Linked DNA regions of Homo sapiens: region 1 is linked to region 2. The links are chromatin loops, found by intact Hi-C in ENCODE. Cell type or tissue: PC-3. All regions are shown on one strand. Links, peaks and the distances in the headings refer to the core of each region. The heading gives the core; the rest is flanking DNA. Region 1 holds the start of LOC107985057 (a long non-coding RNA gene). Region 2 has its middle 30 kb from the start of CCN1.

Region 1 (5,381 bases), core at 189-5,188, 78 kb before region 2:
CCACTCCTCACCTTCAAATGTGTCAAGACAGTTACTCTACCCTCTCCACCTCTCCCTACAGAAACACACACACACGCACACAGACATACAGTCTATTTTCATGGACTCGGTTTTTTTTTTTTGTTTGATTGGTTTTTGTTGTTGTTTGTTGTTGTTTTGAGACAATGTCTCACTCTGTTGCCCAAGCTGGAGAGCAGTGGCACGATCTTGGCTCACTGCAACCTCCGCCCCCCAGGTTCAAGCGATTCCCCTGCCTCGGCCTCCCGAGAAGCTGGAACTACAGGTGTGCACCACCACACCCGGCTAATTTTTGTATTTTTAGTAGAGATGGGGTTTCACTATGTTGGCCAGGCTGGTCTCGAACTCCTGATCTTGTGATCTGCCTACCTCGGCCTCCCAAAGTACTGGGATTACAGGCGTGAGCCACTGCGTCCGGCCTGGACTATGGTTTTTAATCACTTCATGTTCTCATCATTCTTTTTTGATGTAATATTCAAATGTCCTTGTACCGTTTAAAGCTTTGTGTCTGGAACATAACTTAATATATTTGAAAGGTAGAATTAAGCTGGCGCTATCCACCATTTGTCCTGGACCTTATGTTTCCATTAAAGCAGCCTGAGATCACCACATCCCATGGTTGACCATTAAGTGGCAGCATCCATCTTTTTTTTACCATCATTCCATAGTTAACTGGCTGATTACTGAACCTCAGTTCAAAATTCCTAATTTATTCTTAATCCTTTTTATCATTCCAGTCTGTTGAGATTTTTGGGGGGATCTTGTTTCTATCAGCCAATTTATTAAATCTGAGAATGGTAGAGCATGAGGGCTTCTCTAGAAATGTAGCTAAAGTAACTTCAGGATACACAAAAATGTAGAAAGTGAATGAAGCAGTAACCTTATGGAACCTAGTACTCAAGAGATTGATATAGACTGAAAATATTAGTGAGCTTAATATGGATCAAGGAGAGATTAAAAGATATTTAGGAAATTATTCAACTTTTAAATACAGTGTCCTAACCTTGTCCTGACAACACCACTGAGTATCCTCACTGACATACCTCAGAACAGAAACTGCGCAAACCAACACATGCAAGGTCATAACGGACACTCTAGCCTTCATAGGCAAGGTGGCCTTGCCTGATCTGGTTATGGTCAGGCAAGAGGTCTTTTTTTTTTTAATTAAATACTTATTTTTTAACATGCAGGAAAACAGCTGGCTTCATGCTCCATGAAATATGTAGCTTCAGTTGAATTCTCTTTTTTTAGAAGAATTTTTAGATCCAGTACTTTGTTTTCTTTATCGGTGAAAGAGCAATCAATGCCTAGATATCTATCTATGAGCCCAAACTATAATGACTCTCAAAGACTCCCAGATTTATACCTTCTGGTGACCCCATGATTTATAGTAACTCATCCACTCCTGCCATTCTATGGGCTTTCACTGCTGCTTTATTGAAACAGGAGTACTGACAGAAACTTTATGCACTTGGAGGTTTTTAGGCTATTTAATTAGTCACTCATTTCTAGATCTTCAAAGGGCTGTATGTGTGTGTGTTTGCATGTGTGTGTGTTTTCTCGTTAGTCACACTGGCTCTTGTTGGATTTGTGTGTGTTTTTGTTTGTTTGTTTTTTTTTTTTTCCATTTGCACAAGGTCACATTCAGAGCTCTTCCTCCCTTAGGAGAGGTTGCACATTCGTCACTTCATCTGCCTCCCATTTCCTCCAGTTGGGATCACACAGCCCTTCCTGAGGTATTACCATTTTTCCATTTCTTCTTTGCTCCCTCCTTTCTTTTAATAACTCTGGGAGACAGGGAGGCACCTTGTAAAGTTAATTTCCTCCAAAGCTTTCAAAGCAAAGGCATCTCCCAGCCCAGACACCACCACCCCTCTCCACCCCTCAGTGACGGCGCACACCCCTCCTCACAGCCTTAGTCACTCTGGGCTGTGCCCGCCACCTAGGACTCACCAGGCCCCAGCTCTGTCAGGCACAGTGAGTTCCTCTGTCCTGTAGCTCTTAGGTCTGGGGTGGGAACTCTAGATAAGAAGAGTCTCCTCATTTATCTCCTTGGTGCCTTCCTCTCCCTTTTCACTTCCTAACTGTGCTCCCCTGCTTTCTGCTTCTCTCTGGTACTTTCAGGACTCATGGGTTGGCCGCCTGCCTGTACCAGGGATGGCATTTCCTCTTCAAAGGCCTGCGGCTGCAGCCACCCAGCTCTACCAAGCACACAAACCTTTGGAATTGCTGTGGCTTTGCTGCCTGCCTACTTGGAAAGCAAGAGCTGTTTTTTAAACACCCCTTTGGTTTCTTGGGGCAAAGCTTTTCTCAATCCTATTTTATTTATGCGAACATGATCTGTGGCTTTTGAATGTTTGCTTTTGAATGTTTGTGTTAACAGACTAAGCTGAAAGCGTTTCCTCTCACCGGAGAGAGGGCCCTGCACAGCTGGGGGCCAGGCTGCTCAGCTCAAGCAAAAGCTGTCCCAAGAGGAACAAGTCACCAGCCAAGGAAGTCTGGAAGCTCAGAGAGGAATTCATTGAGGCCTTTACGGGCAGCAGCGGTCAGAACTAGGATCATAGACTGGGCCATGAAGCTCGGTAATTTATTTGATTAATAGGAAGGACTAGACCGGAGACACCTAGATTTTTGCAAATATATTTTTCAAATTGTGCATATATTTACTGAAACTCTGTGTGGTTTTCAACAGCTTGGGTGTCTAATCTTTCGCCCCATATTCCCAGCCTTCTAAAGCACTCCTGGCAGTATTAAGAACTGGCCGGGCATGGTGGCTCACACCTGTATCCCAGCACTTTGGGAGGCTGAGGCGGGTGGATCACAAGGTCAGGAGTTCAAGACCAGCCTGGCCAACATAGTGAAACTATGTTTCTACTAAAAATACAAAAAATAATTAGCCAGGCCTGGTGGCAGGCACCTATAATCCCAGCTACTTGGGAGGCTGAGGCAGGAGAATCACTTGAACTCGGGAGGCAGAGGTTGCAGTGAGCTGAGATCACGCCACTGCACTCCAGCCTGGGTGACACAGTGAGACTCTATCCCAAAAAAAAAAAACAAAAAAAAACTTCAGAACTTGGTTGATCCTTGAATCATTTATCTGTAGGTGACCTGTCATCTGAAAGTGTGGCAGAGTTTTTCAGCAGCCTATTAATGTGCTTCTGGTATATGTCCTTCTTCGTCTTCTTTCTCCCTGGTACCTAGGGCACTTCAGATGGGAACAGAAATAAAGACTCAAAGTACAATCTTTCCATATCCAATGACTGTATAATTTAGCCCTAGGGTAAGGAAGACAGCCAGGAGAGGGGCAAGTAGGACCAGAGAGGACTGGGTAGAGGGAGTGGGGTCCTTAAATCTGCCATGAGGAATAAGGAATAGAGTAGAAGGGACTCAGTCAGGGCTGGGCTGTCTTTAAAGGTAAGCTCCACCTTACCACCATCACCACCCCATACCCTGTGCAGTCCTGGGTCCAGTGGCCCTGCATATCTCTAAGCCCTTGAAATAAAGGTGGGCAACTTACCTGGACAATTTATATGAGGATATGGGTATGATGAGGAATACCTCTGCCTCCAAATAAGATGGAACTAATTAGAGCTAGTTGGGAATCTTTCTACAAGCTGGGCCAAATGATGGATCCACCAGGAAGGCTGTCTCAGTTATTAACCTTCTTAAATGTAGGGACTGGTTGTTGTTGAAGACTATAAAAAGCTGCAATAGAAGAGAAAAATTAATGTAGTGGTCCGTGGAATACAGAAGTCACAGTTTTTGAGGCAAAATATTCCGGAGTTTCTTCATTTAAAATATGTAAGTCCAGTGTTGATATCCCTCTCTGTTCAATCTGTACTCTCCTTGGGCAGTGTCTTCTAACTCCTTGGCCTTGTAGCCACTGGTGACTTCACATGCTGGATCTCTCTCCTGAGCTTCAGATTTAGACAGTCTACTCCATACTTGACATGAGAATTGCACATGTGCTCAGACTGACCCAAAGGTAATTCATCCTTTACTCTGCTTGCCCTCTAGCCAAGGCCTCTTGGGTTACCCATTGTAGTCACCATTTACTTGGTCACTCATGCCAGAAAAATCAGTTATCTTTGACTCTTTTCTTTCCTGTACTACCACCACTCCCCCTACCCCACCCCATTCATTTTGCCTCAGAAATATCTCTTCATTCTGTCCACATCTCTTTATCTCTTTGGCCACCAAACTAGTCCAGGCTACCATCTTTTTTTTTCATCTAGCTACTACACTGGTCCTCTGACTGGCCTCTTGGCCTGGTTCATTTCTCCTTGCAGTCCATTCTCTATATACCAGTTTGCATAATGTGTCTAAAAATATGATCTGATCATGTTTCTTGCCTGCCCAAAAGCTTTGAGTGGCTTCCTATTGCATTTCAGATAAGATCTAAAGTCCAACTCCAGCCTTGCTTGCTCCTTCCAGCCTCACCAGGGCAGATATGTCTTTCCACTTCACTTTTGTTTCCTCAGCACCTAGAACAATGTCTAGCACAGGGTTGCCATCCATAAATAGTGGTTGCATAGAAGAATGAATGAACACATGAAACACAGGATTTCTATGCATTTGAGGAGAATTAAGGAGAATGGAGAATGAGTGAAAGTCAGTATGAAAACCTCTCAGTTCTTGTTCTAAGACTAAAATGTTTTGATTCCAGGACTGGCAGAGTTCAATATACTTGAGCAAGCATTATACAAACTGTAAGGAATGGGACGGTCTCCATTATTCTGCCCCATGGGCTCCTATTCTAGGTGTGGGCAGCATGTTGCCGGTGAGGTTGTCTACAGTGACTGGGCACTGACAGGTTTACAAGGTAAAGAGAAGAAAAGGCAATTGGTAAGTTTAGTGTAGGGATAATTTGGTTTGGTTTGTTTTGTTTTTTCTGACCAGCATCCATTTCACGTCCTAACAATACCCCAATTTCCTTTTAAAGGAAGATCTCTTTCCCGTTGGATTTAGTCTTTGGGGGCTGTCATTAAAAGCCTTCCTTCCCTTGAGGCCCACATTAGGCCAATCAAATGCTTTCCCCCTAGAATTAAACTCTTGAGCACAGAGACCAAGAAACTTAAAACATTTGCTGTGTGGAGGTGACCTACCAGCCATACCATGCCTGCTATGAGACTGCGGTAGTGGTTCCTGGTGACCAGTCACCCATTAATTAGCACAACAATGGACTCCAAATAGTCTCCTAATAAATTTCTTTTTCCATAGTTTGGTCACAGTTCTTTCTGTTACTTGCAACTCCTAGTGTGATAAATTTGGTACAAAATCAACAGAATATAGTTCTGGCCAACACATACCAGGGCCTGTATGGGGGTGGGGAGTCAGGGGAGGGAACTTAGAGGACGGGTCAA
Region 2 (5,381 bases), core at 332-5,331:
TCAGAAATGAAGAATCTGTTCATGCCTCTGACCTCCAATTTGTGCTTCTGCCAAGTGCAGTGAGCATCTGCAGGCCTGTGTCTGTCTGCCTGCTGTCTATGGTTAGGTCAGCAATAGTGCCCTTTGCTGGTAACAAACCTCTGGGCCTCCAGTTTCTTCTGGCCTCATCTTCATAGTTAGGACCCAGGTCACTCCCTGTTTCTCACCAAGCAACTACATGATTTCTAGAGATCCCAAAAGTTTTAATCTTGAACAGTGATTTTGACTCTTTCAGAAGACTGGTTAGCTTTAGGAATAAAAAGCAGAGTAAAAAATTCACTCTCTGGCTTTTCCAGTATTTACTGCTGTGTAATAAACTACCCCCAAACTTAGTAACTTAAAACATGGATTTTGTGGGCCAGCAGTTTGGCAAGCCTCCTCTGAGTGATTCTACTGTTCCTCCTGGAGATGACTAAGGTCACTTATTGGTACCCAGCTGCTAGCTTGGCTGGCTGAGCGGTTCTAAGGTGACTTTACTCACACATCTGGTACCTTGGTAGGGGTGGCTGGAAGTGTGAGCTCACCTGGGACTATCTATTGGAATACATAATGTGGTCTCTCCAGCACCTTAGTCTCAGGGTGGTTGGATATCTTACATGGCAGCTGCCTCCCCTCAGAGCAAGAATTTCAAGAGAACAAGGAGGAAGCCCTCTTTTTTTTCTCATCTAGCCTCAAAAGTCCTGCTACATTCTGTTGGTTTCAAGCAGTCATAAGGCCATCCCAGATGCAAGAGGAGAGAAGTTAGGCTCCATTTCTTGATGCGAGGCTACCTATAGAAGAGCTTAGGAAATTTTGTTGAGGTCATCTTTGGAAAATATAATCTACTTTGGCCTTCAACCTTGTTTTACTTACTTACTGTTCAACTGACTCTGAATACCTGATTCTTGTCCAAGAGTCAGTTATTTTGTCTACTCAAAAGCAAGCTTCTTCCTCCCTTCTGGTCTCCCTTCTTTCCTTTCCACCTAATTAAGAGGCCTGCTTCTAAGAAGCTTCCCACAGATCATCTAAAAGACAAGGCAGAGTTCATGGGTCTTAGCTGGAACCAGCAAGATGATATGGGTCAGAGGAAGATATAATGATGATGAGAAGAATTAAGGGAGCTTCCTTGAGGAAGTGGCCATTATGCTAGACTTCGTTGGACAAGTAGAATATGATACATTGAGAATAGGGGAGAAAGGCATGTCATTCCTACATGAGCAAAGGCACAGCAATGTAGAAATGAAAGGTATATTGTACGAGGAAAAGCTAAGAGTACTAAAGAATTGGGGATTCAGATTCTATAGCCGTTGAGAAACCAGGTTTTTAAGTTGTGTTTTAAGATGAAACTCTGATAGCAGTGTGGAAGATGCACTGGAGAAGTGAGATTGTAGAGAAAAAAAGATGACCAGAGTATGTAGAGGGCTAGTGTATCCAGGTGAATGGAAAGGAGAGGGCTTTCTTTCTCTTCTGGTCTATAAAAGAAACAGTAGCCATGACTTTTTCCAGAGATAATAGCTGAAACCAGTACTATTCATCACTAGATTTGGGCCTTCTTTCAGCAAAGATTTGTCCAGTTGTATTTGGATTGGATATTGGGTAGGACAAGTTATCCCCTTGGGATTTCATCCCACCTCTCGCACCCCTTTCCCAGTGAATCTATGCCTCAGCCTCCTTGGAAACCTTCAATTTCCCAAGTCCACTTCAAACTCTTGCCCTAGCTAAGAGGGCCCAGACCCTCAGCTGTTTCTTCCCCAATCCTCTAAACTCTCTTTTTTGCCAACCCATAGCCATTCCCTGAGCATGCCATGCTCTATCTCACTGCCACATGTTTGCATATGATCATCTCTCTACCTTCTTAGCCATCAGTTAACACCCAACTGAAATGTCACCTCTGTGAAGCACGATGCATAGGCTACTGCCTTCTGATCTCCCAAGATGTTCTCTCTTCTGTCATAACATCTGTCCCATTTTAGCATCATGTGTATTTCATGTTTATTTTTGTGGATTAGACTGAGCCCCTTGAAGGAGCAGAAAGCTCCTTATCATCTTTGTATCACTAATGTCTCTCATAGGCCCTAGCACGGAGTAGGTGATCAGTAAATGTTACAAGAAGGAGTGAAAGTTGAAACTTCACTTAACTCATATTGGTCTGTGTTTCTGATCTAGAAATCCTAACACTCTGAATGAGCAAGGGGTTGGTTCCATTCTGTGCAAACAGTGGTGGTTAAGTGTGCTCAGAAGAAGCTGGGTTTCTGTTGACATACAGTTACCGAAGTAATCTGGGAAATTAGCCAGTGAAAACCAGCAGATCCCAGAGTAGTAGAGCTCTGTTCACAAACCTTGTTTATTTCTAACAATCCGTTTCCCAGAGGTATCATGAGCAGCCCAATTGCCATGTCTCTCACACCCCAGCAACTATTAAAACCAGCAATTCCCTGCCTGGTTTCAGAGTGCAGAGCAGCCCCATGTAGTCCCCTGGATTGTCAGTAACATTTTCTTTTCTGAAAGCCTGACATTCATGAGTAGTTTAGGTCATTGTCAACTTCTGTGGTCACCTTTTAAAAGCTAAGGTCATACATTCATAAAATCCTTCCTGACATTGTGTGGATAATAGCAGGTAACTCAGCTTATACATAGACTAAGCCCTGAAGAATGCTCCGTGGGCAGAGCTCAGCTTACTTGAGAGAACTTTGTTTGCACAAGGTTTCAGAGCTTGGGTAGAGAAGATGTTTTCCTTTTTACCAAGAACTCTGCCATGAACAGCTTTATGTAATCCAGTCAGTGCTAGCAAGTTGTTGCTGCTTTCAAATGGCTAGAGCAGATAGATGACACGTCTGCCTTCTTAAGCCTCAAGTTAATACATACGTGCTCAGGGAGAGCCTCTAAATGGTGTGTGTGTGTGTGTGTGTTTTTTATTATTACTTACTTGGGTTATTCACTGGGCTTATTAAACAATGGTCTGTAAAGATGTAACATTTTGCATCTTCCTGACTAAAATGTTTGACTTAATTTTACCCCCTAACACCCATGCTGCCTCTCTCACTTAATTTCAGTTTCAGATGTTTTCACCTCTAAGGAGACACATTTATGAAAATGACAATTTTTAAAACATACCGATTATGGGCAATTCATCACAACACCAAATAATTCTCCCCTTTAAGGGGAGCTCTTAATTATCCTTTAAGGACGGAGCTCCCTATTTTAAGAATCACCAAGAACTTGGAGCAGAGTAGTTCAGGAGGTGGGGTGAAGGGAGAGGGGCCTTTGGAGTGGGCACACTTGGCAGCCTCATGCTACCGCTGCTCCATTGACCAGAACCTCTGGGCCTCAGCTTTTCTTTGGATGAAACCCTCATCACAGATTTGGTATAGATTGAATAATGTAACCCTTAGAAGAGTCTCAGCAAAGATTAATTTCTGTCCTTGTTTCCTAGACAGGTCATTAGGTCTTGGGAGGGGTGAAAGGAGCAGAAAATTTAAACTAAAGAGTTAGGAAACAGTGGTAGTTGGGCATATCTAAAATATAGAATATGTAAATATGTAAATAGAATCCAATTGACGGTAATTTGACTTGCAATTTCCCAGGAACACATCTACTATACCAGACATGCTGAGGATTTTATGACACTGTAGCTACATTTAGTCACCATTTTAAAGAGCCCCTTGGCAGTATAGATTCTCTAGCATCATAGAATATTCTATTATAGAAATTAAAGGTCTGGAAGAGCTCTGGGTTCCAGTGAATGGATCCCCAGTCGAAGTGTTAATGATATAAAACTTGTCCACTTATATTTACAAATGATTACTTAATCACTCTTCCAAGGTGGGAAGAATAAACTCATTCTACTGAAATTTAATTTATATGATTGAATGAGAAATAAGAGATTAACTCATATAAATTAATGCTGAATATTTTTGGAATATCTTCTTCTCTTAAAGCTCAAAGACACTCTTATTTCTCTTAACTCCTTTCTTCATCACTGATGGAAGTTTTAAAAACGTTTGTAATTTAAAAATGCAAAGCACAAAGAACATAAATATTTGGCAGGATATCCAAGATTCAGGCTTAACAGAAAGCAGGAGAAAAGATAACAGCCCTTGATGATGGAAGCAGAGATGAACCAGGTGCCTTCCGTGTCCACTTCATGGTCTACATCTAACACAAGAAGTCTACATCTAACACAAGAGTGGTATGGTCCCTGAGCAGCAGCATTAGCATTCCCTGGGAACTGTGAATAATGTAAAATCCCAGGCCTCTTTCCAGATCTATTGAATGAGAAACTGTGGCAGAGGGGTTCAGCAACTCTTGTTTAAACAAGCACTCCAGGTGGTTCTGAGGATGGTAAAATTTGAGAACCTTTAGTCTAGAAGGAATTTTGAAGAATAGAAGGACATAACATTTAGAGTGGTGTAGTGTAATAAAAAGTTTATTCCATGCTGAAAGAGAGACAAAAATACTTAGCAGTCTGTACAGTGCTTAGATAATATGGCTTTTGACTAAAAACCTTTATGAAAACCCATGCTTTCATACAGAGTGACAGTTTTAGGAAAAATCTCAAAAGTTCACTTTTCATAGCTTGCCACATAATACAAAAATGTTTCAACTGCCCAATTTGAGTTCTAGCCTAAGTCTTTTCTGTGGAACCAGTTCCATGAAATATTTAAAATATTTATGTAGAACAGGAGTTCGATGCCCAGATATTTTCAGGGTACCCCAGGCTCTGCAAAATGAAAAAGGTTTTCTTGCTAAGTCTTATAATAAGGAGACCTGTTTCATTTTGTGTGATCCAGTGCTCTGGAGGACTTCTCAGAGCTTACACTATGTGAATGTAATTATGAATCTCCAAAAGAGGATATTCACTTTTGTGTATGGTGGCTCTTTTAGTTTATGGTGTTCCTCAAACTTCTGTGAAGCATCTCTTAAGACCAGAATTCTGCAGAATCCATTTTGGGAAATGCAAATCTAAATTATAGAATGATAGAATTTCTGGCTTGGAGCTATTCCTAGGGATCAACCAGTTGAATCCCTTACTTCTGAGCACCTGGCTTGCTGAAAGTCAAAGTGAATTATTCTGAAGCTACTCTTTATCTATAGTTTGTGTTGTTATTAACCCTTGCAGATATGAGATTCTTCTTTAAACATAAAATTTTATGGATAAACATCCACCCCTTACACATGTGTACATGGATGAAAATAGGTAAAATGTTTTACACTGGTTAATTAAAAAGTGACCTAATGCTGGGTAATTATAGTACAAGCTTTGGAGTCAGATGCCAGCTCCATTATTTATACCAGTAAAACTAAAGGGTGAGTTAGTTAAACTCTTCAAATATCAGTTTCTTATCTCTGAAATGTGGATGACA

The links. A loop is a pair of places that touch in the nucleus more often than their neighbours do. Peaks named below come from ENCODE experiments on the same cell type or tissue, not always from the same donor. Only the 100,000 strongest peaks of a DNase experiment are listed, where the experiment ranks them.
Region 1: it touches region 2 in a loop (5-fold over the local background); 2 of 110 quality-filtered maps call a loop at or near these places.

Annotation. Positions count from the first base shown.
Region 1 is chr1:85,625,963-85,631,343 of GRCh38, reverse strand. It overlaps LOC112268231 (a long non-coding RNA gene), which reads right to left. Exons shown (of 2, transcript XR_002958331.2): 1 at 3,536-5,381; 2 at 1,622-3,223. LOC107985057 (a long non-coding RNA gene) reads left to right here and starts at 366. Exons shown (of 2, transcript XR_001738127.2): 1 at 366-1,754; 2 at 2,402-5,381. In PC-3, for the core only: no CTCF peak of the experiment used is centred there; DNase peaks (open chromatin) are centred at 1,973 and 2,343; H3K4me3 peaks cover 1,525 bases; H3K27ac peaks cover 2,957 bases.
Region 2 is chr1:85,548,295-85,553,675 of GRCh38, reverse strand. It overlaps a transcript of DDAH1 not described here. Among named protein-coding and RNA genes, the nearest start is that of CCN1, 30 kb to the left of the region's middle. In PC-3, for the core only: no CTCF peak of the experiment used is centred there; DNase peaks (open chromatin) are centred at 2,285 and 2,655; H3K4me3 peaks cover 1,418 bases; H3K27ac peaks cover 2,651 bases.